Regions from separate parts of the Mus musculus genome. Here all the other regions are linked to region 2. Evidence: chromatin loops called from intact Hi-C (ENCODE). Cell type or tissue: left cerebral cortex. All regions are shown on one strand.

What was found. Peaks named below come from ENCODE experiments on the same cell type or tissue, not always from the same donor. Only the 100,000 strongest peaks of a DNase experiment are listed, where the experiment ranks them.
Region 1: a loop joins it to region 2, with 3 times the contacts of the local background. A loop is called at or near these places in 2 of 42 quality-filtered maps.
Region 3: a loop joins it to region 2, with 10 times the contacts of the local background. A loop is called at or near these places in 21 of 42 quality-filtered maps.
Region 4: it touches region 2 in a loop (6-fold over the local background); 31 of 42 quality-filtered maps call a loop at or near these places.
Region 5: a loop joins it to region 2, with 8 times the contacts of the local background. A loop is called at or near these places in 4 of 42 quality-filtered maps.
Region 6: a loop joins it to region 2, with 4 times the contacts of the local background. A loop is called at or near these places in 5 of 42 quality-filtered maps.

What each region holds. Positions count from the first base shown.
Region 1 is chr16:28,515,613-28,520,612 of GRCm38, reverse strand. It overlaps a transcript of Fgf12 not described here. Among named protein-coding and RNA genes, the nearest start is that of Fgf12, 72 kb to the right of the region's middle. In left cerebral cortex, a CTCF peak has its summit at 2,601 (motif pointing left); a DNase peak (open chromatin) is centred at 2,580; H3K4me3 peaks cover 515 bases; H3K27ac peaks cover 583 bases.
Region 2 is chr16:28,590,385-28,595,384 of GRCm38, reverse strand. It overlaps a transcript of Fgf12 not described here. Among named protein-coding and RNA genes, the nearest start is that of Mir690, 7.2 kb to the left of the region's middle. In left cerebral cortex, a CTCF peak has its summit at 2,150 (motif pointing left); DNase peaks (open chromatin) are centred at 1,489, 2,126, 3,587, 3,754 and 1 more place; H3K4me3 peaks cover 214 bases; H3K27ac peaks cover 1,664 bases.
Region 3 is chr16:28,790,942-28,795,941 of GRCm38, reverse strand. It overlaps the pseudogene Gm20018. Among named protein-coding and RNA genes, the nearest start is that of Mb21d2, 140 kb to the left of the region's middle. In left cerebral cortex, a CTCF peak has its summit at 2,667 (motif pointing right); a DNase peak (open chromatin) is centred at 2,662.
Region 4 is chr16:29,558,434-29,563,433 of GRCm38, reverse strand. No RefSeq gene overlaps it. Among named protein-coding and RNA genes, the nearest start is that of Opa1, 18 kb to the left of the region's middle. In left cerebral cortex, a CTCF peak has its summit at 2,377 (motif pointing right); DNase peaks (open chromatin) are centred at 2,408 and 2,835; H3K4me3 peaks cover 434 bases.
Region 5 is chr16:28,836,231-28,841,230 of GRCm38, reverse strand. The region is part of intron 1 of Mb21d2 (Mab-21 domain containing 2); the gene reads left to right. Among named protein-coding and RNA genes, the nearest start is that of Mb21d2, 91 kb to the left of the region's middle. In left cerebral cortex, CTCF peaks have their summits at 94, 985 (motif pointing left) and 3,008 (motif pointing left); DNase peaks (open chromatin) are centred at 403, 963, 2,172 and 3,007.
Region 6 is chr16:28,749,629-28,754,628 of GRCm38, reverse strand. It overlaps a transcript of Fgf12 not described here. Among named protein-coding and RNA genes, the nearest start is that of Gm46548, 110 kb to the right of the region's middle. In left cerebral cortex, a CTCF peak has its summit at 2,607; DNase peaks (open chromatin) are centred at 1,283, 1,747, 2,290 and 2,658; H3K4me3 peaks cover 3,420 bases; H3K27ac peaks cover 2,023 bases.

The sequences.
Region 1 (5,000 bases), 75 kb after region 2:
TACCTCCCACATGCAGACACACATGTGAATTAATCCTGCAAAGCAAATGAAAACCAGGGTACCCATTTTTCCCTTTCCTTAAAAAGTCTGTCAATGCTACTTTATTGTTTGTGATTTTATTAGTGGTACATTATTGGTGACCTGATTATATAGAGGATTCGATAAAGATAACTTTATAAGAGATAAGCGGACAAGATGCTTGGGGAAGTGCCGCTTGGTGGGAACCAGTGCCATGAGTGTGTAGATCCAGGGTTGCCAAAAATGTCCTGTTGCACATAAAAGAATGTTCAACAGTAAAAACCAAACCAAACCAAAAACAACCAACCAACCAACCAACCAAACAAACAAACAGTCTCTGGAATCCAATCTACCAGCCGAATCACTACCCAGGTCCTTGAACTGGACTTGGAAGTGGGTGTACAGACCCACCTTTGTCCTGGGATGAAGTCTGAGTCTGCTACAGGCAGTCCTTACAGAGCACATATTGGCAGGTGAAGTGTGCCTTGTGAAAGCATCGAATACCCGCTGCTCAGAGCCACTGGGGAAAGAGTGGAATACCACATTGCAAAAGAAGATACATAAAATTAGAAAATAAATATACAGCACGGTAGGTGATGAACGATTCAAAGAAAATATTTAAGAGAGATGAGCGGACAAGATCACACAATCACGTTGGTTCAGTTTAAATGTACCTTACTGTACTTTTTTTAAAAAAAATATTCTTTCCATCACATCCGACTCCCATTGCCATTCCTCTTCTTGCCACGATAGGCGGAGTCTGAGCTGTGCCAAAATCCACATGTCTTCCTTAACTAACATACCTTATGCAGGTCTGCGCTTCGAAATAATGCCAGGTTGCTAATAAAGAAAGGCCTTGTGGTGTTTGACTAGTTTTGAGAACATTATTATGAATTTGTAGGGTAGAGAGATGGATTGATGAGTACACAGAGAGAGATGGAAACTGCTAACATGGCTGACCAGTGCATGTATCTTGTAGTCAGTAGGCAGAGCCGACTAGAAGCGAAGGTGTTCCAGCTGTCCTGAGTGAACACACTAAGATGGAGCTTGGCCTCTCATTGGCCTTCTCCAATAGAAACTCAGGAGCCCTTGGAGAAATGCTTGATCCTAAGGCACTGGAAGGCAAATACTTATCAGATTCAAGGATCCTAAACATCAAGGATGTGCTCAAAGGCTGCCGGCTGGTCAAAGGAATGTTAAAACAGTGTAAAGGTGGAATGGGGGCAGTGATACTCACATTAGACTTTAATTCACATAATAAAATTCATGGATGTTGCTATAAATCTAGGATTTAATAAGTAAATGGAAGAGAATGGGCCATGTGTCACAGAGGAATTCCAACTGTAGAAGAAAATAAGGGATATAGAGAAATCACCATCACCCAAGCCTGTAGTCACAGCAAATGAAGGTAAGGAGCCTTCTTGATGCTAACATCTGTGAACAGCTGTTTGGAGAGAGGATGACACATATGTTAACCAGGCCCCCTTCCCATCACCTACAGGGACTTTCCATTGAAAATACCAATTGTCATTTTAAACCAAATGACAACTCAGTGACAGACTCACTGGTAATCTGACACATGGACGACATCACTGACTGATATTGTACCCAAGAAGGACGAAGCAGGAGTTCTGGAGCATTCTTCCCTAAAGAAAGCATGTCCACAATCTAATGTGAGTCTGTAGCCATCTTAAATGGTGGAGCATCTGTAAAGTAATTGAGCAGTTACTTGCAGAAGTGTCAAAAGGAGGAAAGAAAGGAGGAAAAAATAAAGGAAGTGAGGCTGGTGAGTCACCCTTGGCACAAAAAGGCACTTGCCACTAAGCCTGATGGATTACCAGAGTTCAAAGGGTGGAAAGAAAAAATCTGCAGGAATGAAAAAAAAAAAAAGGGCGTTAGTAGAAAACCTGGAATAACCTTAAGAGCTATAGCTGGATATGGTAACTTACATTTGATGATTTGGGAAACTGACTGGGTGAGGAATTCCCATTGGGAGTGGGGGGCGTGTTGGGGAGGGACATAAAGGAATAAACCTAACAGTCCTCCTTGAGTGGAGCCAACGGGATGACCTGACCTTTCAGCTCATAGAATTGCCAGTCTCTTTACTTTCCTATAAAGGGAGCTGTTTGTATGACACTCCTAGTACCGCAAAGTCTGGTAGATGGAGAAACACAGCTTCCCTCTGAACCTTTCCCACGACTCGAGCGAATGTAGTTTCCAAGACACCGTGTTCAGTACAGGATGTTGATCTGAGAGTCAGAAGACCTAGTTTCTCCCAGGGCTTCTCCCTTAGCAGCGAGGCGCTGAGTGGCACAAGTGCTCCCAGCAGGTCTCTGAAGCTTCCGTTTCCGTGGATTTGAAACCTCTCGTTTTCTTAAATTCGAAAACAGCTTTTCTCTGTAGAGTCACTGGAGTTTTCTGACGCGGTGTGTCAGAGGCAGTTAACGTGCAACTGCCTTCTGTTTAAGTAAGGCAATCAATTACCAGGGTTATTTCTAGTTTCCCCATACAGCACAGCCATCAGTTCTGGCCACTGAATTTACCTGCTGGCTAAAGTAGAATTGTGCTGCCCCCGTGTGGCTAATAGTGGGTACTGAAGGGCCTGGCCACAGATGTAAGAGATCCAAGAGCATTATAGAATTCAGAGTTGGAAGGCACCCCAGAGTTCATGTAAATCACCCCCTTCCTTAGTAAGGAACTGATCCTCATAGGCTTGTGGTGAGTCCCTGTGCTACTTGATGATTGACGTAAACCGGATGCGAGACCAGGGTCAGTGTGGTTCAAGTTAATTTGTCAGACATGAGGGGAAGCGGAAGGGGATATGGGAGGAGGGGTTGGGGGAGGGGCTTAAGGGGGTGAGGGGTACAGGGGGTTGGGAGAATTTTTGGATCAGGTCTACGTAGACTTGAATTTTATTATAAACACACACACACACACACACACACACACACAATGAAATAACTAGACGTTGTAAACAGAAGCTGCCCCTTGTACAAGGGTTCAAAACAGAACTGCTGTTTTAACCTGGGGAGAGTGGTCACCACAGCTGTGTGCACAGCAACTTCCATGCTGCATTTTGAGATCATTTCTTTTACATTAAACAGCTTATGACTGCTTAATGCCTATCACACCGCAGATTTTAGAAACTGCTGGTAAATGAAGACCCAGCGTTTGGACAACTGAGTCTGATCGCAGCTCCTGTCCATTCTGTGAGTGTGAGCTTATGTGTGAACAATCCAGACAGCCCAGGCTTCCTCCTGGTCCTCATTCCCTCACCTTCACCAGAGAATACCTTCCTCGTGAGAGTCTCGTAAAAGTTAATTCTTGTAAATTGTTGTAAGAAGACGAAGTTAAAACTGTCGGTCGATTATACAGTTCACCGGGTGTGCATGTTTCTACAGTCCTGAAGTGAGTTAAGTAAAACAAGCCACTGAGAGTATGGAAAGCCCTTGTAGAGCAACCACCTATCCTTGCCGGCCAACAAAGATCTTTTGATAAGGGTACATAGTAAATATGTTTGGCCTTAGGTTATAGAAAAGTTTGTGGCTTAAGGTCTTCTAAAAGTAGCCACTGAATGGGTGGGGTCACATGGATAACTGTCTCAGGTTGTGTGTATATGTTTAAACATTTGTTTAGAGGATCCTGAACAACATTTTCCATTGTGTGATGGGTAGAGGCACTAACAGGACTCACTGTATAGCTGTCCAGATTCTCTAAGTATACAACAGGGAAAAAGATCAATGGGATAGGATTGACCTAGGTGGTCTGTGTGTGGAAAACTATAGATCTCTCTGATAAATTTCTAGACTTCTCTCTCCTTTGTCAAGACACGCGAAGTCTGCGTGTTTCCCTAGCTACAAAAACTGCAGCTACATCGAAGCAATCCTCAGGGAAGCCCATTAGAATCCGGTTCCCAGGTAGCTAGGGGAACACAGTAAATACCAGGCACCAACTGTCTAGCAGCTAGCACAAGCCAGTGTCATAAAGCGCCTGTCCGTGTCAGCAGTGCGCACACAGTGAGAGGGACCTTAGTGATACGGAGAACATGTTTCCAAGACCAACCTCTCAGGAGGGAGCAGCCTCAGGCCTCCTGATTTCCTCATACAGTGCTCCTAATTAAAACAGCCTAATAGAGACTGTTTTTCTGATAGACTCCAAGTGCAGAATAAGTCTTGGGCATTTTATAATCATGTTGACCTGGGACTTCATATGTTCATATGGTACATGGCTAATTTTTTAGCTCTGCATCTTCATGTATCCAGAAGATGTGTTTGCCCATTCTAGGATTCTTATTGGTATATTTGTATTTTTTTATTTGGCCTGTTTCAAAATTTAACATTTTGGAAAGACATTTGTTTGCTATTTTGGTTGGGATGAGCACTTTTTTTTCCCCCGGCGCGGGGGTCGGGGGGTGGGGTGGGAGGGGAAGTTAAGCTTCCAGTGGAGCCTAAGAAAAACAAATAGAGCATTCTCAGGAATGCTTTGTCATCCATAGTTTCCATTACTTCTAAGAAAGTGTCAGTGTGAACAGTCTTCCATAACCTTTAGCTCAGAGCCACCTTGTTTGCCCCAAGCAACTAGGAATCAACAGCAAAACTTTTGACCTGTGTGGTGGCTCCTTTCCCAATTGATCATATGACGTGAGTTTCTCATTCTCCAGATCAAACACAACCATCCGTCTTTCCAGTGAGTGGAGACAAGGTTTGCTTCCTCATCATGAAAACTGTCTGCTGGCCCCACCCCACAGACCTCTTAGAGCTAAGATAGCCCAGCTGGCTCTTTTCATTTGGCGCAGTAGCATAAGTGTGAATGTTTGTCTGCTCAAACATGCCTCTTAAGTCACGACAGTGGTGTGGGCTCTCTGGAGGACCTCTTATTTAAATTATTTAAGATGTAATGGTAAATTCTATGTGCAATCAATGCATATCATTATGTGAGGTTTTGTGAGTTCTTTCTGTTTCTCTACTTTGGAAGCTATTTCT
Region 2 (5,000 bases):
GTGTCCTAAATGCTTGCTCAGTGTACCCTGTTGTATGCAGATGACTAACTACACAGACATGGCTTTCATTAAACTGCTCCAAGGATACTTGCATTTCCAAGAGCAACTCAAATCTGACGTGTAAATCTGCAGCAGCTATGATGTCCCCTACTGTAAACAAGGGACATTGGTGTTCCTCATTCTGTGCCTGTTTGTCCTTCCAAGCTTGAGCCTGCAAATCACATTGTCACTGTCCTTTTTTTCTTCTTTTGAGGTCATTTATGTATAGAAATATATGCAGTAGCCTCTAGACCCAGGGCCTCTGCAAAATGGCCACTGGTACAACCCAGGTAGAGTCCTTGCTTTTCCCTTAAACATTTTCTTAAAACCTCTTCTTACATCTTATATCTTGTCCCTCTCCAATCATTGTTTATTCACAGTGTTCTAAATTACAGATATAAGTTAGCACGCTTTCCAAAGTAAAGCCCCAACTCACTTCTAAGCGTATTCATTTCTCCGTGGTGTTTATATCTTGGAGTCAGGCAGACCTGAGCTCAAATCTTCATTCCGCCCCTTTCTCTTCACGTGACCTTGGGTAACTAACTTCTGCATCTTAAAAGGTAAGAATGACAAGTGTGACGTGTAGTAAATTGACCTCAGTTTCTCAATACCTGACTTTTTCCATTGATTGTGGACAAGATCCTTCCTTGATCCTTGCTTAGTGCCCTTTAGTGGCATTCTTTATTCTGAGATACCCATCTCTTCTCTGTTTCCCACGGGAGCATCTTTAAACACAGTCACTTTTCTGCATCTACCATTTTCTCTTGTCTGGCTCTAATAATACTTATTCTTGCATTGAGGACTCACAGTTCTGTGGAGGGACTCCTTATGCCTTCCTGCCCTTTCCTTAGACCTTGAACACTAGATCAAGGCTCTGACTATCTGACTGAGATGGGGTTCCCTGAGAGGATCTTTCTTGGCCATCATTGCATCCCTACAATCTAGGGCAATGTCTGACACAAGGCAAGTGTTTAATGCAACCGACAAGAGAGCTCAGACAATGTGACAGCCAACAGTCATCACCAGGCGATAGGGACCTCACTTCACTGAAACAGCTCCATTTGCCATTCCCTTTTGCTCCAGTGCCCTTTTGATTTTATGACAGCTGGCTTGTCTAACTGCCTAATTTTATATGTGAGATCAACCCTAAGGGAAAACCACACATGGATACAGCAGGAAGGTATCAGACTGGAGTCCAAATCAGAACTTACTATATGAGACAGCTAAAGAAGAGGATGGGCTGCAGGGTGGTACTGTACATATCTGCAAACTTCCCATAGGCAGGAGGGAGGAAGGTCATGGGAATGTTGCCAGCGTCATATGGCAGGCCCTGAAAGATTATATCCAATGTCCGTATACTAGTTCTAGGCTCTCATAAATGTGGTATTCTTGGGAAAGGATCTTTGATGATGTCCCTCCCCAGGTAAGACCATTCCTGCAGATTTGGGTAGATGCTAAATCAAATTAAGAACTCTCTTGAAGAGGCACATGGAAGGCTTATCTGTGAAGACGGAGGCAAAGAGCCTACTGGTACATATTAGTAAAGTGTCAACACCCCTTTCTCCAAGGCTGTGTCCCCAACAAACACCTGGAGAACACAGCCACGTGGACACCTCGATTTTGAGCAGGCTGCTTCAGAACATTGCCTGTGAGGCCGAAGGTTTGCATACCTTTTAGCTATAGGCATGCAGCAATGCAAATGTCATTCTGAGGTTGAATTAGGTTTCTTCTGAGCATATTCCTTTTATTTATTTATTTATTTATTTATTTATTTTCAATCTTTCTGTAATAGATGATGTGACGTGTGTGTGTGTGTGCGTGTGTGTGTGTGTGTGTGTGCGCGCGCGCCCATGCAGTTTTGCCTTTCCTTGGGCCTCCCCTTTCCTGGGGTTCCTATCCCACAGAAGGCTCTAACACTGCAGGACTCACAAGCGTGACCTAGAGGCGAGGAAGAAGTGTTTGCTGGACGTGGAAGTGCTTTGCGGAAGTATGGTCATCTTGCTGACTAATAAGCACGAACTTCCCGGAAAATACGGGGAATTTGTGGGTGTGTTCCTGCGAAGCCATAGGCTCGCCTCTGCCTCGTTTAGCTGTGCTTTGCTGCCATCGTGTGGTCGCTCTGGTACTTGTCAGCGTTCCGAGTTTTGTAGCTCAATGCTTTATAAACTTTTAAAGATTTATAAACAGGAATTTTCTTAACAGAAAAAACACACTGCGACTATAACCCATGTTTCATATCCAGCGGGGCTGGACATTTGCAGCTGACACTTGCATCGACATCTACAGCTAAGTTATGCAAACCTTCAGCCTCATAACTAATATTTTGGAACAGCCTCCTCGAAATCAAGGTATCCATGAGGCTGTGCTTTTCCGGTGTTTGTGGATACAGCTTTGGAGTTCTGACTTTGCGTTGTTAACGTTCTTACCTTAGAAAATGTTGGAGACTAGGATTGGTAATACCATTTGAAGAATTACAGCAGTTATGTTTGTTTGTTTGCTTGTTTTTCGAGACAGGCGTGTGTGTGTGTGTGTGTGTGTGTGTGTGTAGCAGGTGATAAAAAAACAATCACAATTCACTGAGCATCTGTTATGAGGAAAACTCAGCTCAGAAGGCTTTGTGTGGCTGACCCTACTCAGCATTCAGAGGTCAGCAGAGGTGCGGCTGCGTTCCACATTGGGTGGCATGGACTGGGGTAGGACCAGAGCAGTGGTCCCAGGAGCTTACATTCCTAGGAAACATTCACACTGTACAGAAGCCTCCTTTGAGGCTTGGTTTCAGTTCTGCTTGAGGTTTCTGCACAATCAAAGAAAAACTTAAAATATATACAGCACCCCAGTATGGCATAGAGTGTCGAGCTCAAGGCTGCATTTACGGCCCATCGGGCCTTAACTTGCCCAAGCTTATCTTGGGAGCAGCACTTTATTTGATAATGAACTGTGAACAATGGTTTCTGTTTTATATGGATCGCTGTAAGTGTGGAGACCTCAAGGATCAAGTATTTTAAGCTTATTTCCGTAAGCAAGACAAGGATTCTATTCCAATTAGCATTTTGTGAGGCCTAGCACAAAGCATCTACGTCCCCCTGGCTGCTGGCTCCTGCAGGGAAAATCTTCCTAAATCTTCACGGAAAATCTCCCTGAAGCACAAAGAGCTAGAAACATTCAGCCCCGAAGCAGCAGCCCGTGTCCAAATGGAACACAGGACCTTATTTTCAGAATCGATCTCTGATAGTTTCAAAGAACAAAAACTTTGAAAAATGTAATCATACTGAGATCTCGCACAAGCAAACACATGCTGCACACACACTTCCCTTCATTCTGAGATTAGATCAATTTATTTACCAGTCTGTGTGTGTGTGGGGGGGGGGGGGGACTGAATCTGTGGAAAAAAGAATTGTATTCCAAGTAGCCTGCCTCAAGTGTTAACTGCTGCCGCGCATGCGCGAGCTTCCTAGTAGCAATTGGTGATGGTAGAGTTGAGTGCTGAGCAACTGCATAGGTTCATTCTGTTTCAGCAGCCTCTACATGCACTTGCCGACTGTGACTTGTGGCCGCTCAGGGTGTAGCTGTGTTCACACTGTCACTGGTCCACTCCTAGTGGAGGTGGTATCCCTAGACGTTACCATGACAGCTTTCCTCCTTAGGGAGTGATAAGATAACGGTTAAGTCCCCGGCCCTTCCTCATTTGATGCAGATGCTGCATTAAAACACTAACAGCTGCTGCAGACAAGAAAGGAAATCAGGATTGTGTGAATGAAATCCTGACATTGTGCACAGGGTGAATGTGGGAGTTGTGAATTTGAAGGGATGAGGAGCTGGGGGAAGCAGCACTGACTCCTTGGAGGTCAAACTGTTTAACTATCCACCAGCTGCTTGGTTTATCATCGGTGTGACTGGCTTGGTTGGTTGAATGTTTCTAGGGATCTCTCTCTCTCTCTCTCTCCCTCTCTCTCTCTCTCCCTCCCTCCCTCCCTCTCCCTCTCTTTCCCTCACTCTTTCTCCCCTTCACCTCCCTCTTCTCCCCTCCCCTTTCAATTCTCTAGCAGTCTCTTGTTATCCTTCTTATTTTTATAACCCAAGTTGCAACGTCCCTGTCTCATTATGGCTTTATTTATTTTAGACTTAACAAGGTTTCTCTTTAACCTGTCTAAAGATTTGCCTGATAAGCTCTTTTAAAAAACACAACATTAAGAGCTGAGTTCTTATCCTGTTTCTATTTCCTGTGTAATTAGTTTCTTTTGTTAACTTTGGGCTTTGTTTTCTTGTCTAGTCCTTTCAAGGATGGCCCCATGTTACTTGTCTAAGCTTTTGGTCTTTTTATGACTGCTATTAATGTCCTTTCTATGGCTGCGTTCCTTTTCACTTACATTTTCCTGCGTGATTTCTACTTTTTCTGTTTTATTTCTTCTTAAACACATTGTTATTTTATTTGCTAAAAAATTATGTTTTGTTTTCCACTTAATTATGCTGTTTTGTTTTGTTTTCTTCGGTTTTAACTCCAAGTGTCAATCCATTGTTGTAGGTTGTCTTATTAAGACATCTATAGCCTTGACAAAACACTATGACCAAAAAGCAAGTTAGAGAGGAAAGGCTTTTTTTGAACTTACACTTCCACATTGCTGTGCATCACTGGAGAAAGACAGGACAGGAATTCAATAAGGGTAGGTGCCTGGAGGCAAGAGCCAATACAGAAGCTGTGGAGGTGTGCTGTTTACTAGCTTGCTCCTCATCCCTTGGTCAGGCTGCTTGTTTGTTTGATTTCTCTGCCTCTGCCTCTGCCTCTGCCTCTGCCTCTGCCTCTGCCTCTGCCTCTGCCTCTGCCTCTGCCTCTGCCTCTGCCTCTGCCTCTGCCTCTGCCTCTGCCTCTGCCTCTGCCTCTGCCTCTGCCTCTGCCTCTGCCTCTGCCTCTGCCTCTGCCTCTGCCTCTGCCTCTGCCTCTGCCTCTGCCTCTGCCTCTGCCT
Region 3 (5,000 bases), 200 kb before region 2:
CAGGTACCACCCATCCGTCTACTGACATCTTCCTGGGCAAATATCCCAGTGCCTGGCTCTATCCCAGAATCCTTTCTGCCTCCTGGATGTCCCACCATCTATTTCCTGTCTAAGTCATAAGCCATATAGGCTTTTTAATTGACAGGAGATGCATCCTTACAATACACAAGAAATTCTCTCTACAAAAGACATACAATTAAATATTGTATTTTACAATATGGTGACATGGTATTGCTCTTCATTTGCAAGACCTTACCTTTCTGGCAGCTGGGTTTGTAGTTTTAAGTTTGGGAGGAAAGTGCTTAGATTCTGTCAACTTGACGTATGCTAGAGTCAGCTGGGAAAAGAATAATCTCAATTTTGGATTTGCTTCCATCAGATGGACCTTTGGGAATATGTGTGGTGGGCATTTTCTTAATTTCTAGATTATGTAAAAGGACACACTCTTCTATGAGCAGTGCTATTTTAATCACGTGTAATTGAGTTATGTAAGAAAAGTATTTGAGTGAACCGGAGGAAGCAAGGCGGTATGCAGGACTCTCCACGGCCTCTCCTGTAGCTCCTGCCTCCAGGTTCCTGTCTTGACTTCACTTGGTGATGGCTATTGCCTGTAAACTGAATAAATGCTTCCTTCTCTAAGTTAACTTTGGTAGTGTTTTATCACAATAACAGAGAATGAACTAATATAGAACAGTTGCACAAATTTTGTTACAGTTATTTCTATATATCAGAATTTTGCAATACCATAAATAATATTTTAAATTTAATTGTTAAATTGTGATTTCAGTTCTTAGTTAGACTTATTTTACGCTGGGTCTGGTGACACACACCTTTAATTCCAGCACTCAGGAGGCAGTGGCAGATGGATGGCTGTAAGTTCAAGGCCAGCCTTGTCTACAGAACAAGTTCCAGGCAGGCCAATACTACATAGTAAAACTGTCTTAAAACAAGAACACTAAGATTTATCACTTTGAACACCTTAAAATACAATTAGCTTTGGGATACTATTTTCTAGTCTTTTCTTGGCTGCATCTACTTTTAGTTCACTGTTTTCTTTTTCTGTATATGCCTTTGTTGTGGGTTTTAAAGTTTCCTATGTGAAATCTTTTTTATCTAAAAATGTGTATGTAGCTATTTTGAATTCACATAGGACTGTTTGTTATAGTTTCATCTGTCTTGTGGTCAGCTGGGTGGTACTTTTTACTAAACATTTTGATTCTTGTTTTGTATTTAAGCTGTAGGCCAAACTGTTGGTCTTGAAATGTGATAACCAACTTTTTATTGTCAACTTGATTGATTAAGAGAAACCCAGGGCATTGATTAGGCACAGCTTTGGTTGTGAGGCTTTTCCAGGGAAGATGAACTTCAGAGCGGGGGCCCACCCTAAATACATAGACCCATTCTGTGAGCTGTGGTTCCAGGCTGGATAAGAATGTAATAGGGAGAAGCTAGAGAACTCACACTCCCCTTTCCTATCTTAGAGATGTGAGCCAACAGTGCCACACCCCACTGCCACAGCCACTAGCTGCATCTTCTGCCTTGCTGTGCCTTATTTTCAGATGGCCCGAGCTCCCCAGCTACGACATACAACAAACTCTTCCTCCTTAAAAATCACTTTTCATCAGTTATAGGATCACAGCAGTTAGAAGACTAATTAACACGTAAGCATCGAGTTTCCTTTCCCAGACATGACAAGTGTTCGTATGAAAGAGGAGTGTGAGGGCTTCAGGGGTGAACAATGTTTCTTATTGCAAATGCCCCCCTTTATATCACACCAGTTTGTCTGTTATACACGGCACTCTTTGGGGTAGGGAGTACATTAATACGACTTCTAAATTTGTGGCTTTCTTATTTGAGTAAAGCAAAACATAATCTTAGATTTGACCTATGATTTAAGAACATTCTTTCCATATATACAGGCTCTTCAGTGAAAGCCACCTACACTAATTCAAAATTTAGAAGACATCAAACATGGGAGTGAGTTCTTTTTTTTTTTTCTTAATTTTGGAATGTTAACATTACAAACCTGCTTCTCTGAGCCATTATTGGGAATCTCTGGCATGAAACGACTACTTCATATACATTCCTTGGCTTCTGTTTTTCTGTAATGCTTATTGGAACATATTTATTTAAATCATATCGTTCCAATGATATTCAAGGCCTGTGCAACAGTGGGCCCATCCATTACAGAATTTTAGAAGAGTTTACAGGCCTTATCTGGTGGAGAATTTATTGGAAGGAGACTAGCAAAGTTAAGCCTTTGTAATTTCATCATGACGTTCAGGGATGAAAGGAAAAGCCCACGCCTTAAAAAGACAAAAGACCAATTTATATTTTATATTTTTTAGAATTGAATTTCTTCTGGGATCAAGCATTTAAAGAGATTATTTTAAAATGTTCATGATGAACCAGAGGGGAAATATCCAGAGGGAGAGAGACCCACATCAACTCTTCCAGTACCAACTATTCCAGCACTCTGCAGAGTCTCAGCTGCAAGAGGTTAGCACCATATGCTGGGAGTGTTTAGCCTGGAGGCTTAACCTACTGTTGTATCCATTGCAGACACCTGCTTTCAAGCTTCATCTTTTGTTCTCATAGACCCAGACACTTGCCAGGTTGAAGTTCACTACACTACCACAGCGCAAAACCGGTTGGTGTTCCCCAAGAGCCTCTAGGGGGCAGCAGAGTAGCAGTCGAACTCTATTACAGATTCTGAAAGTGGGTTTTTGTTTTTGTTTTTGTTTTTGTGTTTTTTTTGTTGTTTGTTTTGTTTTGTTTTTTGTGGGGGAGGGGTCCTCGGAAAAGCCAACCTAGATAGAAATCAGAAGACCGAGTGGAAAGTGTCAAGATCAAGAAAAGTATAGAAATGTAAACCTTGTGTTCCGGAGACTGAATTGTAGCTTTGCTAGGAAGACCAAGTTTTGTGACAGATAACAGAAAGGAACACTTACTGTTCTCCCTCCCCCTCCCCTCTCCCTCTCCTTCTCCCTCTCATCTTTTCTTCTTTCTTTTTGCTTTTTGTCTTGTTTTGCTTTTGAGACAGGATCTCTCTGTGTAGCTCTGGCTATTCTGGAACTCACTCTGTAGTTCAAGTTGGCCTTGAACTCAGAGATTTGGCTGTTTCTGCCTCCCAAGTGCTGGGTTAAAAACATGCATATATTCCCTGATAGGAACACTTACTTTTTGTCGAATATTTTCTTTCTACCTGATGTAGAAAGGGGGCAGACACTTGGGGGCATCTAATGAGGAGTTATTTGCTCAATATGCAAATTAAGACATAGGAGAAATTATGTACAATGCATTTGCTCAATGCAGAAGGTGCTGTAGGAATTCAGAAGGCAGGAGGGTGGGAGATGGCTGTGAGGTCAGCTTCAGCTTTGAGCGACTTTGTTATCTGGTTTAGAGATGGAGCTGTCAAAGGAAGAAAGGGAGAGGCTCCAGTACACACTGCACTTCAGCAGGAGGGATGTGTTCACTTGAGCTGTTAGACGTTAGGAGAACACAGAGTAAACGCCTGCATTTCTCCTCTTATGAACATCTCTATTGGTATAGTCAGAGGATAAAGGGCTGAGCTCCCCTGAGCCCTTCATCAGCATCAGGGCTTTGGGTGGCGGTGCTGGGGAGTTCTTCCCCTCCTTCCTTCCCTCCCTTCCTCTCTACCTTCCTCCCCCTCTCTCTTTCTCCCTTTTTCTAATGATGGTCACCTGCTATCTATCTATCTATCTATCTATCTATCTATCTATCTATCTATCTATCTATCTATGTCTATCACTTATCTATCATCTACCTCTCTCTTTATCTTATTTTTGAGGCAGGGTCTGTTTTACTGAACCCAGAGATCACCTACTTTCTGGCCTGTAAAGAACTCCCCATCTCTGCCTCGTAGCCCTGAGATTACAGGGTTCACATCATTCTCACTGCTTCCCCCTTCCAATTTCTCTCATGCCCCTGTTCATGGTCTCTCCTTTAATTATTATTATTTCATGCATATATTTATACACACACACAGACACATACATACATATTATAGAGAGAGACATACATATAGCCTACTGAGTCCATTTGCCATTGCTCACATGTATTAAATGCCCAGGCCTGGTCACTTGGGATTAGAAAACTAGTATAACAGCTTGCCCCTGGCAGAAATGGGTTCTTCCTCTCTCAGCAGCCAATGAAGAAACACTTATAATTCTTCATTTAGAGGTGAAACCCCATGGAATTTTCTGGGTTTGTTATCATGTTAACTGCTGTTGTAATTAGGCTGGTCTTGTTTAGGCAGCCATTCTGGTGAGCATACAAGGGGTGTTGCCCTTTTCATGTCTTGTAGACACTACCCAACAGCAGACATCCTTGGTTTCTAGTTCTTTCAATCTTTCCAACATCTACATATATTTTCACAGTTTTGCTTGAGTCTTGGATGTAGGTGTTCCATTTCAGATGTATAAATTGGGTTGGGCATTTATTGCCTCATTTTGACCAGCTATGGATCCCTGTAATTGTGTTATTGCAAATAAATAAATAAATAAATAAATAAATAAATAAATAAATAAAGCTTAGGACTTTAAATTTACTTTCAACTGTTTCAAATGTCTAGATGATGTCTTAGTTAGGGTTTTAATTGCTGTGAAAAGACACCATGACCAAGGCAACTCTTATCAGGGCAACATTTAAATGGGGTTGGCTTACAGGTTTAGAGGTTCAGACCATTATCATCAAGGTGGTAGCATGGCAGCATCCAGACAAGCAGGTGCATGAGAAGCTGAGAGATTTACATCTTTATCATCAGGCTGCTAGGAGAATACTGGTTTCTAGGCAGCTAGCACGAGGGCCTTAAAACCCATGCCCACAGTAACACACATACTCCAACCTTCTAATAGTGCTACTCCCTGGGGTGAGCATATACAAACCATCACAAATGGTTATAGAGAAACAATGATCTTAAAACTTTGCTATTTGCTTTTGTCAATTGTTTCTCATCTGTGGCAGCCCTCAAGGTGTGA
Region 4 (5,000 bases), 970 kb before region 2:
AATATAAAAGTATCAAGATTAATGAGAGAGGGTGTATTAGGGTAACTGCCTCACTAGACTCTGGAAGAGGAGGAATCACAATGAGCCACTTGAGCTGGAGACCCCAGGGAGCCAGGGGTGCTGTTAAGGTTACGTATCAAACCACTAGAACAGGAGAGGACAATGTTGTTAATGCTGCTGCCTGAAAACCTGGAAAACGGGGCTGGTGCAGAGCTCCAAGTTCTGTTGTCTTAAGGCAGGAGGAAGATGGGAGGTTGGTTAAAGGGGAGAGAAGGAGTGAGGGAAGGAGGGAGAGGGGAAGGGGGAGGGGGAGAGGGAGGGGAAGGGGAAGGGGGAGAGGGAGGGGGAGAGGGTTCAGTAGAAGAAAATTTGCCTTTCTTCTCTCTCTTTGCTTTATTCCAGACCCTCAGGTGGTCATCTACATTTGATGAGGGGCTGCTGATACTATTACCAATTGTGAAAACACTCACCCACAATTCAGAAATGTTTACTAGTTATTGAGGCGCTTTCTCTCTCTCTCTCTCTCTCTCTCTCTCTCTCTCTCTCTCTCTCTCTCTCCCCTCTTCCCCCCTCTCTCCATTTCTCTGATTTTTCTTTATTTCAAAAGACATATTTATTTTTAGTTTTGTGTACGTATGTGTGTCTGGGTGGGTGTGCACATAAGTGTAGATGCTGGCAGAGGTCACGAGAGGGCATCAGATTCACCCACAGGTAGAGTTACAGGTGATTGTGAGCCATAGGCCATGGGTACTGGGAACTGGACTCTGGTCCTTTGGAAGAGCAGGAAGTGCTCTCAGCTCTTAAGCCATCTCTACAGCCCCTGAAGTTAATTCTTTTAGAATATGGGACCTGTTGTTCCTGGTCTCTACTGTGCTAACTTTGGTATGGATCTCAGACCTTTAAACATTTTCCACTTAATTTTAGAAAACCTAAAAGTGACAGAAAATCCTAGAGTGTATTTTTTCTTTAAAAAATAATTGTTGATGTGTGTGCACATGTATCATGTGAGCATGGGTGTGTGTGCATGCCCATGTGTATGTACATGCATGTGCATGCACAGCCCAGTAAGTGTGTGGGTGTAGAGCAACCCTGATCTCAGGTCAGTAGGATTTGAGACAAGCACATTTGCCCACTGAGCCGTTTCACTGTCCCGTTTCTTTATAGAGCTGTTATGTCTTCCTTTGGGCCCTCTGATGTAAAAGTCTCAAATGAAGCCTTTTAAATTATATCCTCTAGCACGACTGACGAGGGAGGGACAGTCCTGTATGCTATATCTGTGACCATAAAAGAGTGAATGTGTGGTATGTGGCAGCGACCATGCTCTCTCACAGCTGCTTTTAGTGATGTAACTCATCAGGATGCTTCCCTTCCAGATGATGGCTGAGAAGATAACTAAACAACAGCGCCTGGTACTGCAACAGCAACAGAGCTTCACTGTTTTCTGGGATTTTGTTGGTTTGTCCCTTTTTTCTTTTTAAACTTTTTACTGGTGTGTCGTCCTCAATGTTGTTCAAATTACTGAAGAACCTAGGAAGGTTGTTTCTGCTATTGATGGATAGTATGCTGCTATGGCTGGTCTTTTAAAAAAGATTTTATTTATTTTATGTACATGAGTACACTGTCTCTGTCTTCAGACACAGCAGAAGAAGGCCTCAGATTCTGTTATAGACAGTTGTAAGCCAACATGTGGATGCTGGGAATTGAACTCAGGATGCCTGGAAGAGCAGTCCGTGCTCTTAACCCCTGAGCCATCTCTCCAGCCTGGATGGTCTTTTATATAAATGTATACATATGCATACTACTTGAAGTTTTGGAAACTGTAGTTGTGCTGTCAACTCTGGAAAAAAGTATCCCTGTTTCAGGTCTTGAGCTAATATTGTACAGAAAGTAGCATCTACATAAGTCTAAACATTAAATGTAGTCTCCTCCCATTTTCACAAGATTGACCCTTTAAATATATAAGGTCATATCTATGTGGGTATGCATACAGAAACCAATAAAGTTTTCTGTAAATCATGAAGGAGAAGAAAACACAAATGTCATAGGACACACCTTTTCTGTTCCCATATTTTATGGAAATTTCAAGAGGTAGAAATTTTTTTTAAAAGACAGATACACAATCAACGTCAAGTTTGCTGACATTGTCAAATTGTTCTGTGGAGCCAGGGTACCTCACTGCCAAAATCCCTTTTGTGCATAGACGTGTGCCTAGTCTGGCTTCTTTAGAAACCACTCATGAAAATAAGGTTCCTGCATAGAACAAACTGCAGTGTGGTCCCAGCAGACCACAGGTTCCGAGTATATATTGAAAAAAAAAATTTTTTTTTTAAAGGAAGTCTATGGGAAGTTTAGTCACAAAATGTAGATGGAGCATTATGCCACTAGGGGGCGAAGTTATCTCAGTAAACCGTTGGCTAAAAAACCCGAGTCTTTAAGGCAAATCTAAACCTATGTGCTCACATTGGCACCAGTCTGGTTGTTTTAACGAGTTATACTGTAGTTACTGTAACGGTGCATCCTATCCATGAGGCATTTAGCTAAACTTGTTGTTTAATAATTAATAAGAATAGTTTTAGTCTTTCTAAAAAGAAGTGATAAAGATAGTTCAGAGTGTTCCTGTGGACTCCCAGTCTGTCCTGTTGCTATCTTATAGCACGGTCAGCACCAGTAACGAGCCAGTCCTGATAAGGTAATACTAACTAAACGCCTCTATCTGTTTGGCCTTTGAAAGCGAATGCCCGTCCAGCTGACCGCAGCACACTGCCTTGCTGTGCTTTTCCTTTGGCCCCAGGCAAACTGTAACATTTTCTCAGCTCCTCTGTGTTCCTGCCGATCTTGGTGACTTCGATTGGATACTTCACACACTAGCGTTCGGTTTGCATTTGCCTGACTTGCACAGCATTCTGGGATTTGGAGCACAGATCATCAAAGAACAAAGGGCTATTCTTTCTGACTTATCTGCATGACATAACAGTTTTGACTTCTAACCTTGATCGCTTCGCTGAGAAACTCTTGGCAGGCTTCTCCACCGACCTATATTTTATACTGTTTGGGAGAGAGTCACTATGTACAGATCACAGGAAGAAATAGAGTTGTGCTGTCCTTGAAGGGGCACCACCTGGCTTATCTGGAGCTCCTCTGGATGGATTTATCCACTCTCGTCACCTGTTTATGTGCAGTATTATTGACATCAGCATGGACTTATGGGCATATTTTATGCTTTGCTTTTTCAGCTGTGTCTGGCAAAGTTTCGTTCATTTTTAGTGCTAAGAGCTACCACAGCAGAGAGTTCCTACATGGCTGCCACTGTGCTAAGCAGTCTGTATATCATATATAACATCTCATTTCATTCATCAACTATTCCGAGGGGAGACATATCCTTTTGTGTAACCTTCCTAGTGCCGAAACCCTTTAACAAAGTTCCTCATGTTGGGGTGACTCTCAAAATCAATTTTTTTCCTTGCTACTACACAACTGCTTTTGCTACAGTTATGAAGCATAATGTAAATATCTGATATGCAGAATACACGCTATGCGATCCTTGAAGAAAGGTCATTTGATCCCCAGAGGGGTCGTGACCCACAGGTTGAGAACCCCTGCTGTAGTTCCAAGGAAAAAGCTTGCAGCTGATAGAGGTGAGCTGATTCCTTGGGCCATGCTGGTGCTAACTAACCAGGATACAAGCACTATCTAGCTTAAGTTCAAAGCCTGCACATCTCATGGTCTTTGTTAGAGACCAGGACGTGCAGCCAGTGTGAGTGGGGTTGGGGTGGAGGATGGTAAGATTTGCATAGCTGAAGACTGGTTGCTTGAGGCCTGGAACCCAACCCTTTCTCCTTGCACTTTCTTCACTAACAACTTATTAACTTACTATTTCCGTTTGTCAGATATAAACGGTTCCAAGATCAATAGAAATTGTATTGATATCTTGATAATGAGTTGATATATGATAAGAATTATGCTCCATACTCCATAAAGCATTGAAGTAATTTTGAGGGTGCATGTAATATGTGTTTATGTGTGTGTGTATAGGTGTGTGTTGTGTGTATATATGTGTGTGTAGTATGTGTGTATGTATGTGTGTTGTGTGTATGTGTGTGGTATACATGTATATATGTATATGTATGTGTGCTGTATTGTGTGGTGTATATGTGCATGTCATATAAGTATGTGGCATGTGTACATGTCTATATGTATATGAGTGTGTATATGTATATATGGTGTGTGTGTATATATGTGTGTGGTATGCGTATATGTGTTTGTAGGCATATGTGTGCCATAGCATGTATGTGGACATTGGAAGACAGCCTTTCAGGAGTTGGTTCTCCCCTTCTACCTTGTATCTGATCCAGGGTCTGTCTTATTTCTGACACTGCACTCTATTCTCCAGCCCAGCTGATCTGCACACTTCCTGCTGACCATCATGCTGGCATATGGAGATTACAGATGTACACTGTCACATTGGTCTTTTGCCTGAGATCTGGGATTCTAAATCAGGTCTCCAAGCTTGTGCAGCATGCACTTCTACCCAGGGGACCATGTACACCATATACACATATACACACACACCACAAACATATACATATACACATGTACACATGCCACACACATATACACACAACACACATGCATATATATATATATATATATATGCCACATACATATAACACACACACACACACACATATATCACATATACTCTCCCTCCACAAAGCAGTTTTTAATGTATTTTTCTAAATAAACTTATTATTATAGAACAATTTAAAGGTTAAGAAGAAATGTGAAGACAGTCTCTTACATTCATGCCATATATTTATCACAGTTGATTAAGATGATGTTGACATCTGGTTTTAAGTGAAGTCTGTGGTTTACTCAGATCTCATGAGGAGACCATGTTGCATTAAATTGTCATACATCCTTCGCCTGTTCCCAGCTCTGACATTTCTCAAACTTTCCTTGCTTTTGATGGCTTTGGCAGTTTGGAGGCTGATCTGGTCTCT
Region 5 (5,000 bases), 250 kb before region 2:
AGATCTTAACAAGTTCGACAGCACCACCACTTGGCACAAGCCAGACGGGCTCATGCAACCCCCTAAGGGAAGGGAAGGGATTGAATAGAAAATAAATTAATATATTAAAAAAAATAAAACAAAACACCACATGTTCCACTAATGCTAAAAGTCGGTGTTGTTCATTGACCCGGCACGTTGTGAACAGATTTATGTTGTATAAAGCAAACTGTGTTTTTCCAGCACTTTCCAAGTTCCAGAAATGGCCCTTGGAGCTTTATATAGCTCTCATTAAGTCTCACGGGAGCCATGTACTATCTCCCCACCCCCTTTTTAAAGAAATGACGAAACTGAAGTTTCAGAAACCCCACAGGGCATAGGGAGAAGGCTCATTCCATAACGCGCCTTGCATGCACTGGCCCAAGTCCAGATCCCTTGCACCCACGTAGGAAGGGAGGTGTGACCGCACGTCTGTAACTCCAGCCTGAGACCTGGAGACAGTGTGTCCTGGGAGCCCACCAGTCAGCTGATCAGTTAAGTCCAAGGGCTACCGGAGACCCCGTCTCAATATACTGAAGAGGACGCCTGGTAGGCCAGACTCTGGCCTGTGCTGGCGCCTGCACGTACGAAGCATCCAGATAACTTTTCCAAATGTTGCAGAGCCCATAAATTGTGAGGCTCGTGTGTATCCTGAATTTATAACGTTCGGATCACACTATCTCCGTTATCTGTTTGGGCATTTTCCCTGTGTCTCTTTTCATCCGGATACCACGGAATTTTATCAGTGAATCAGTGACGTGTGACATCCTGTTAAGTAGGGTTACTGCAAACTGTGTGCAGGTATCAGGGATTAGACAGTGTGAAGCACAGTATCCTGACCCATCTTCAAAGCATATCAGTAAAAGCAGGTATGAATTATACAAAAATTATGTCAAACCTCCAGGCTTTTTAAAGCCACTCTTGCGGTGGAGACTGTACAACTGTAAGGAAAAGTTAGGGAAGTGCGCCCTCCAGTGGAGAGTAAGGAAAATACGCTCTCACACCAAGAACTGTAGTGGGGTTTGTCTCCCTAGCTGGTTTTCTTCAAGACTGAAAATTTCAAGACTTGAGTTTTTCATCTCAAAGTTCGAAGCTGTTACTTTTATCACAAAATGTGGGTCTGTGTCATCTTGTCACTATCTTGGGTGTTGGATTTCTGCATCACAATCAGACCACACTGGGGGTTCTGTCCATCTGTAATCATTTACCTGCCTAACTGTAGAATCTGATCTGAATAGGCTCTTGAAAGGTGTGCAGTGTGAATGTTCCTGCCGGTGTTTAATCCCTTGGGTCAAAATTCAGCTCCGCGGCTGCCGATACCTTTGGAATTGTATACCTGTGTGGCTCTAGACAGTTCAGACTGTGGCATCTTTGGTTTCAAGGCTATCACCGCAGGCCATTCCTGTGCTGCCAGTCCACACACTTGATACTTCTTGGCCCACCCACAGGGTGGAATGTTTAGTCAGTTCTCTCCCTGAGGACTCTCAGCGCAAGCGCACTGTCCACGTATAAGATGGATTTGCCCCCTCTCTGGTGAATGAAGGAGATACAAGTGTGAACAAATAACCATCGGAGAAATCTTAGCAAAAACCATGTTTTGTTTTGTTTTGTTTTGTTTTTTTGTCTTTAAAATGAATACCTGGGAAGTTAGGGATAAGAATGTGTTTCCAGTTGGGACGAATAAGTTCTGTTTTTCCTCATGTGTCCAAGAGTCTCGCCAAAGTTGTGCCTTTGGTAAGTCTCAAAGTAGCTACTCTTCAGACTTTAGCATTTCCTGGTAGTAAACCCAGGCTGGATGCAGTTAAATGTGGATTTAAAATTGGGGGAGAAATTTCAGTGTTGACAGTTTGAAATACACATCTCCTTGAAGGTTGGTTCAGTCCTTTGAGGTGAGACATAGAGACCCAAAAGAATCAAAATCAATCAATCTCTCTCTCTCTCTCTTTCACACACACACAAACACACATGCTCGCATGCATGCATGCACGCGTACACACACACACTCAGCTTAAAAGCTCCATGTAGAGTAAAAGAGCTCTAGGTTGAAAATCAGAGACCCTGGGTTTCCGTTCCCAGCACTTCTGGCTTTGGGCTCTGGCTTTCTAATCTGTGCCACAGCAGTTGTATTAATAACACTGGGAGCCGGATTTGGCTCCACTAATCTGACTCATTCATTCTTTGTAGTCGAACACGCTCATAGCTTAAACTTCATTCCCCAGAGTCCAGGATCTGCAGCTTGCTGCTGATTCAGATGACAGGAGTGTCAAAGGGGCTGCAGGTATGGGCTCCTCTCTCAGGAGCCACCAAGTTGATTGTTGGTGTCTAGCTGGAACAGTGACCACAGCTCTTCATCCTCTGGGAAGCACCGGGGCAGAGGAGCTAGCCTCAAATATTGCTTTCCCATGTAAGCAGCAAGAGGGTGACCTTCAAGGTGGCCTCTGCTGTCATGGGGCAGATGCTGATTTGAGACATTGCAGTGTTTTCTTCAGGCTACTACCCACCTGCACCTCGAACCTGCACAGGTGCACCTCCATAGAGGTTGTGTTCTTGTAGTTTAGTTTTCTTTGATGTCAGCATCTTCAAGTGCAGTAATAAAGTATGTTTTGTTCGTGATATTAAGAGTTAATTTCAGGTAGCTGATTATGTCTTGAAGATACTTCTGTCCTTTATTATCAGTAAGAATGCTGGTAGCTTTTCCAGTGACTGCTTTCCTTGGGAGCTTTGTCTGACCACCCTCTCTCCTGCCTTAGCTTAAAGATGTGTGTTTGCTTGTACTAGAGAACTTTTCTCCTCTGGTGTTGCTCTGGCAGAGTGACGAATTAGGAGCCATCTAGATGATCCGAGGTGGATGGTAGACGGGTTGAGGGCGAGGTTTTAATGTGTCTCACAGAGGTCTCTTCCTCTACTAAGCATCCAAATGCCTACAGCTGCTAGGATTTGATGACTTCGGAGCCTTGCTTTACAGAGTTAGGAATGATGGAGCACGGATGCCCTCTGTTGGCAGTTACTGGGATTTTGACCTTAGCTCGCACGGTAACCATCCCATCAGGGTTGCAAATGATGCTTTGGACAGTCCCAGAGTGGTAGTTTTATCACAGAACAAGACGTGGTACCGCCCTCCCCCCACCCCCGCCTTTAGACTGTTTCATAATTGCTCCATTATCAGGCTTTTTCGTCTGTCTTTGCTTGGGCATATGGGCTAGACACAATTTCTTAGGAAGTCTCAAAATGACAGTATGACACTATCAGATTGACACTGCCGTGCTAAGCATCTTACCCACCCGTCTCATCCTCTGTGAAGAGAGCGTGTCCCAGGATATGTGGTCTATTTGTTTACTCACTTTATATCTGTCCAACTTCCATTGTTGGGTGATACACAAGTTATTGGACACAAGGGGACCAACAGGTAATTGCATAATTAGTAACTAGTGGACAGAAAGATGGAATGTGCATTTGGGATTCGTTCTATACATTTCAGAGGGATAGGGATGGTCTGATCCAAAGTAGAAGCTACCTCCTTACACACACACACACACACACACACACACACACACACACACACTCACACTCACACTGCAAGCCTTACCTTCTCCTGTTCAGTTCATATTTAGGAATGGCCTGTACTGAAGGCAGACACGAGATGCACACCTAAGTAGGACACGGACTCATCATGGCTCTGAAAAGAGATTCAGGAAAGGCAAAAGTATCTGTGGACTGGCCAGCAGAATTAGGTAAGCAACAAGGCAGTGACTGATCAGACAAGATGCAGATTGTAAACACCCTTGCTGATGTGAGAGCCCAGTGACCTTTGGGGCAGTTGTGCATAGATCTTGTTTTATAAGGCATACAGCGGGGACACATTATACATAGAACCGGATATCACAAGTAGGCCATTATAGTGCTGACCTGTATGACTCTTGCCATGGTCAATTGGGCCTCCGAGCTGGGTAAGTTCATCGCTAAGAACGTGGCAGGGAGCAGCTGAGCCCTTCAGTCAGAGGAGGGAGCAAAGTGGGCAGAGGTCAGTGTAAGCTGAGGAGGGCTGACTCTCTGGGCAGCTACGGGAACCCATCCTGGCTTCACAGCTGCGGCCTTTGCCTAGATTCTGCTTTCTCTCCCATGTGGGTAAGGACTATGCTCGGGGCTCCCTTCTGAACTTTGTGGTTGTGGATGGAGCAGTGGGTGGCTCTTGGAGGTAGGAAGCTGTCCTGCTGCCGGAATTGCCTGTCCTAGCTCTAGATGAACTGCGGAGCAGACTGGGGACGCAGTAGGCCATCAAGAGCGCCCCTCTCCCAAGCTCACACACACTCAGTACTGTGTCCTATCTTCACACATCAGGAAGAAGTAAAATCAAGTCTATAATAAAAGACAATAGCTTTTTGTTGTTGTTTAGATCTAGAACACTGTATATGGTATTGCATGGGGCCATTATCCATTATATGTCTTGAAGTGTCTGTGGGTGATATTACATGGCATTTGGTTACACTTTAACATATTGTAGCATACAAATGAGATAGTGAGTGATAATTGGCAAGTATGATTCTCACAACATTTTCCACCGTTGCATAGTTTCAGAGATGCCCACAGTAAACTGACATTAAGACAAGTTCTTTAGCCAATGGTAGTTTTAAATTTCTTTAGAGGACTCCCTTCCCCTAACCCCAGACTCATGTAGCCTGGAACTTAAAGCCTCTATGATGGGATAATAATGGGACCATTCTAGGCACAGTGGCAAGCCTGGCACTGCTTCTGCCGCCTGCCTTTTGATGAACATGGACTCTTGCCGTAGGCAGCATGGGATAGCATGTCCAGCCTTCCTTGTTCTCCTCCTCTCTGTCTCCTCTTAGTGTCTGTGAGGCTTCGTTTCCTTCACAGCCCTTAGAGGAACCTCCTGCTCCTTTTTCCTCAGAGTACCTGAGTGGGGTAGGGTACTCGGGTGTGACTGTGTTAGATGCTGTCCACAGGGGAAGAAGGCTGACTTC
Region 6 (5,000 bases), 160 kb before region 2:
TTTTTTTTTTTTGGGTGGGCAGAAAACCAAATGCAACGGAAAACTTGGTTGGGCATGTCTTCTGAATCTGCAGATAAATTGCAGATAGTTTATGGTCTCTGTGATTCCATCCTTTATGGTTTGTTATAGCCCAGGAAGTCACTGGTAAGACATCTCTGCTGTTGAGAGTCCCTGTCTTGTTGAGTCATGTGATAATAAAAATTTGTAGTCATATAACCATAGTCGCTTTCCTGGCAAACCCTAGGATCCCCTTTGAATCACTACAAGGTTAAATTATAACCAGCCCCATGTTCCTTGTTGTGAGTACATTTTATTTCATTTCTGCGTTTTGGAAGCTGGGATGGGAATCTACTGTGGAAAGAGTCTCCTCTTACTTGGTGTGGGTGAGTGATCCCTCTATCTCGTTCTTTGGCTTTTCCAGTTATCTAAATTTTCTGTATTCGTTTTTATACTCTAGAAAAATATAACTGTTTTGAGGAGCAAAATATCTTCTTAGGGAAATCTTGGCAATTAAAAACTAGCAAATATGTAACATTTTCCCAATTAAACATTTTATGTATAAGCAAAATACAGTGTGGGCTTAAGAACTGTGGTATTTTGTCCTTTTGAGCCTTCTTTACAGTCTGAAACAAAAATGTTTACCTTGCCATTAAAAAAAATTAAAAAATAAAAATAAAAAAGGGGGTGGAACCACATTTCTCCATTTCGAAATATATTGTTATATCTATAAGGTGCCTTCCCACCTTTAGGGACTTTCTGTCTTGGTGATAAACAGCGCCTCTGAACACCTCGGGCCAGGCGCTTTGAAGAACTTCAGATACCGTGGAGCCTGTATGAAACAGTGCTGGGGTGGATGCCAAAGGGGACACCCAGTCTGGACGGTACAGAAAAGGGAGGATGCTAAAGTACCACCAGCCCCTGACTCCTGCCACTCCACCGAGAAGCAAAACAAACAAACACGGGGATGGAGAGGATCGACCTGGGAAGTCTGTAGGGAGAGAGGGGAGGCAGACACTTGAGAAGTTACTGCGGCAACCACGAGGAGCCCACATCATGTCCACTAAGCAGAATTCGTAAATCCCTCTGCCTTGGGGAAGGCAGCACGCTCAGCTCAGACACCCCGGCCTCTTAGAGGGCTTCAGTAAGCAGTCCTGGAAAATCGGATGGGATTGATGCGCCGTTCCAGTCCAATCCATTTTCTAGTTTGCAGGGGAAAATCCGGTCCGGCGTTTATTTTTAGCAGCGCTTTCCTGTGACCGAATGCTACTGCTTTCGGGCTGGGATACTGAGGACCGTATTGGGGAGAGAAGCCAGGGCGGGCGGGGGAGCGGGAGGCGGTGAAAAAGGGAGGGGGACGCCCTGCGCATGCGTGCCAGCGCCCATGCAAATCTGCTGTACATCCAGAGCAAAGTGGGATGATCTGTCACTACACCTGCAGCACCACGCTCCGAGGACAGCTCCTTCTTGCAGCTTCCAGACTCAGGTAAAAAAAAAAAAAAAATACAATTCTGAGCGGGCCTGTGCATGCTTTTCAGTATCAGATATGCATCGCAACCTAACCTATGTAGAGGCAAATCTGCTGCTGCTGCTGCTGCTAAGTGTCCTTTGGTGGCTGATCGCAGCTTCAAGGTTTAAGAAATCCCATCTTTCAGGAAGCCTGAAGGGAAAGAAGGAAGTACAGGCGAAAGCATCAGATTGGCTTTCCAGATTTGGGGATCTGAAGCGGGCCCACATCTTCCTGCCAACTTCCATTGAACTTCCCAGCACTCTAAAGGGACCGAAATGGAGAGCAAAGGTATGTGGCTGTCCCCACCGGGGCACTTCCCGCTGCATGTGCGTGTGGCCAGGGCAGCCCTCGGCTAGGGGACTGCAGTGCTCCGGAGCGGGAGGAGCATCACACTAGGTCGATAGGAGGAGGAGATGCTATGTCCGTTGCAGCAGCAGGAACGTGGCAAGAAGGCCACTAACTCCCACAGCGTGGAAGCCAGTGTTTAATACTCCCATCAGTTGCGTAGTGGAGTGGGATGAGTTTTTTTTTTTTTTTTAAGGGGGGATGGATAAGACTCCCTCCCAAAATGGAGGGGGAGGAAAGATGTGTTGGTAAAGCGATTTCTTTCCTGTACAATGATGAACTGAAATACATATATTTTGTTGGCTTTAGGATATGCTTACAGGCATATTTATAGCCGATATCCAATAATGCATTGCTAAAAATGTTTGAGTTTCTCCACCCCACCCTACAAACATGGTGTTTCTGGGTGTGTATGACATCCGACTGCATTTTGAATGGGTATCAGACGAAAAATTGGATCTATCTGAAACAGCGTGCACAGGAACTGACCTCTAAGAAGACCAGGGTACAGAAGTATTGCTTGGCTCTTTGAGCGCGTTGTGTTCACTAGTTTTGGACATGTACATATTTAAATTCTCCTCATAAGCAAATTTGAAAAATTTACACCCACAAACTGCTACATGAACTGTGGGAATCAACTTCTCGTTGGCATATCTAACACATATAAACAAAGCAGCCATTAGAATTGTAAGTTTGGATGTCCTTTGGACTTAACCCCACACAAACAGGTCTCTTCCCTTCCTTAAAATGCCCACTAGGTTGTGAGTACCCTGAGTGAGGACGTGGCCAGATACCCAGTAGGAATATAGAATGTATTTAATTTTGGTGAAATCAGAGAAATGATGTCAACTTTTATGAAACTATATTCATTATCCAGAACTGGAAGAAGCTATATTTGAAGCGAGGTTTTATTTTTAACCAGAATGTCAGTCACTGTGGCAATGTACTTAAGGCTCGGGGAGTGGTGTTGAGCTACCTATTTCTGGTATGATTAGTAAAACTGGAGTGTTGGTGATAGCAGCCGTCTGCTCAGTAAGGTTATTTTGAGTATTTAATTAGTAGGTTTATTGTAATTGTACCTAGGTAAGCACTGGCACTAAAGGAAGATCTGAAATGATGTGGAGAAAGAGTAGCGGGCAGTTTTCAGATAGGGCAAATTATTTTTGTGACACATTTGGTGGGCACTTCCTTGTCCGACAATAATGTACATACAGAGAAAATCCGCGTCTCTTAATATACGTAGTGTATTACAGAATCCACTTTAAAATGAAAATGCAATCTTTCTTAAATCATAAATTAATATAATGTTTTAGTTAGTTAAGCGTTTCTTGGACATAAGGTTAACAACAGAGAGTATCACTTTACTATGAAAAACTGTTTTTCTGCTTAGACGACACCTGGTATTTGGCCATTAAATCTGGTTATTTGGCAGTGGTTCTTGGTAACATTTGCCTCGAATTTATACAGCAATTATTGGTCCATCATAAAATGAGTATATATCTTTCAGCAATATTTTGTATTTTCTTTTATTGCCTATAAGGAATGCTGCCTGCCTCTCAGAGTTCCAGGTGGTTTATAAGTCCTAATAATAACCATAGAGTTCCAGCCATGCTGCCAGTCTGGGGAGTTCAGAAGAGAGACGGAATTTCAGAAATAGACCTGAGAGGAACTGGGCCAAAAGTTCTATGTTAAGTCAGACAACAATGATCTAGTGGCTCACAGCTCTGATATAAAGGCAATGAGAACTCTTTTTATAAGCTAATATCGTGGCCATTTTGCAGAGGACTCACAGTTACTTGTAACAAAGGAGCAAGTGAAAGTCTTGATGAATTTTAATTTCCGGACTTTACAAAGCTGAGTTGTCCAATTAGCAACCACGCTGACACGAATACTTATAGTTTCTAAATCGATGCAATTGGCATGATTAGGACTGCAGCTAACTCTGAATTTTTATTCCAGATGGGGAAAGGAATATATTCATGGGCATTTGTGTCTGCATTCCATTCTAATAAGAACATCTTTCATTTCTTATGTCCTGTCCCCAATAGATTCAAATGTAATCATAGGAAGATATGCTCAAGTAATAAGTGCATTACTCATTATTTCCTTTATTGGAATTAATTTTAGACTGAGTTAAAGAATCATCAAATGATTCAACTGACTATACAAGAGTTTATCATAGCAGAAAACGTTCCCGTGACCTCTGTTTAGATGTGAACCCTGTCACCAGTGTCAGGCCACCTTCACATTACCTTTACTGTTTGAAGAGCAGAGGAGCCACCCAGCTCCGTGAGAGCCATGAGGCTCACAAGTAAGATGAGTTCGGCTTGCTTTCTTATTATTTGACATCACTCCCCGTCATCGAAGATAAGGAGGAAACACAGCTCAATTCTGAGTCAGTATCAAGGATCTTTGTGCTCCGTGGTAATTACATTGTCTCCAAGACTGAGTTTGATGTGTTGGGAGTAACTTTGACAGAAATTGTGCCCTGAAGATCCCAAGGACTATTCTCAAATAACGTAGAGTGTTTAATATTTGAACTTGGGGGTCCAGAAACTTTTCTGCATCCTAGAACTGCTTGGTATGCTTCATAAACACTCTCATGAAGGGTCATATTTAAGATACTTAGTTCGAATGTTGGATAGGAACCAAGATGTGTGCACTTTTTAAATGTCCCAGGTGTGATGTGTTTGAGAGCCACCCATCTGTGTGCTTAATGATAGACTGCGGTTTGCAGACACATTTAGAACTGCAGGATGCTCAGTTTTACTCTAGGCCCACTAGACAGACTGATTACAGACTCTAGGTCGTCTGTATTCAGGATAAAGTTTCAGGAACAATGATTTAAAGGTACCTTGTGTTTCTCTTCCCTGTTTTCCTCTCTCCTGACTGTATCACTCTTTGCTTGGCATAGAGTCTCAACTTCATGCATGTTAAAAAAAAAAAGAAAGAAAAAAGAAAAAAACCAAAAAAAAAAAAGCAAAACACCTATAGTGATTTCTCTATGTAGAGATGTTTAGGCTGCATCCTTTGAGATTTGAGTTTACCTAGTTCGAAGGAAGGGATCTGTGTATAGTTCTTTAAAAACAAACAAAACCAAACCAAAACCCAATACCCCTCCTCTGTCCTAGTTAATTTTCTATTGTTG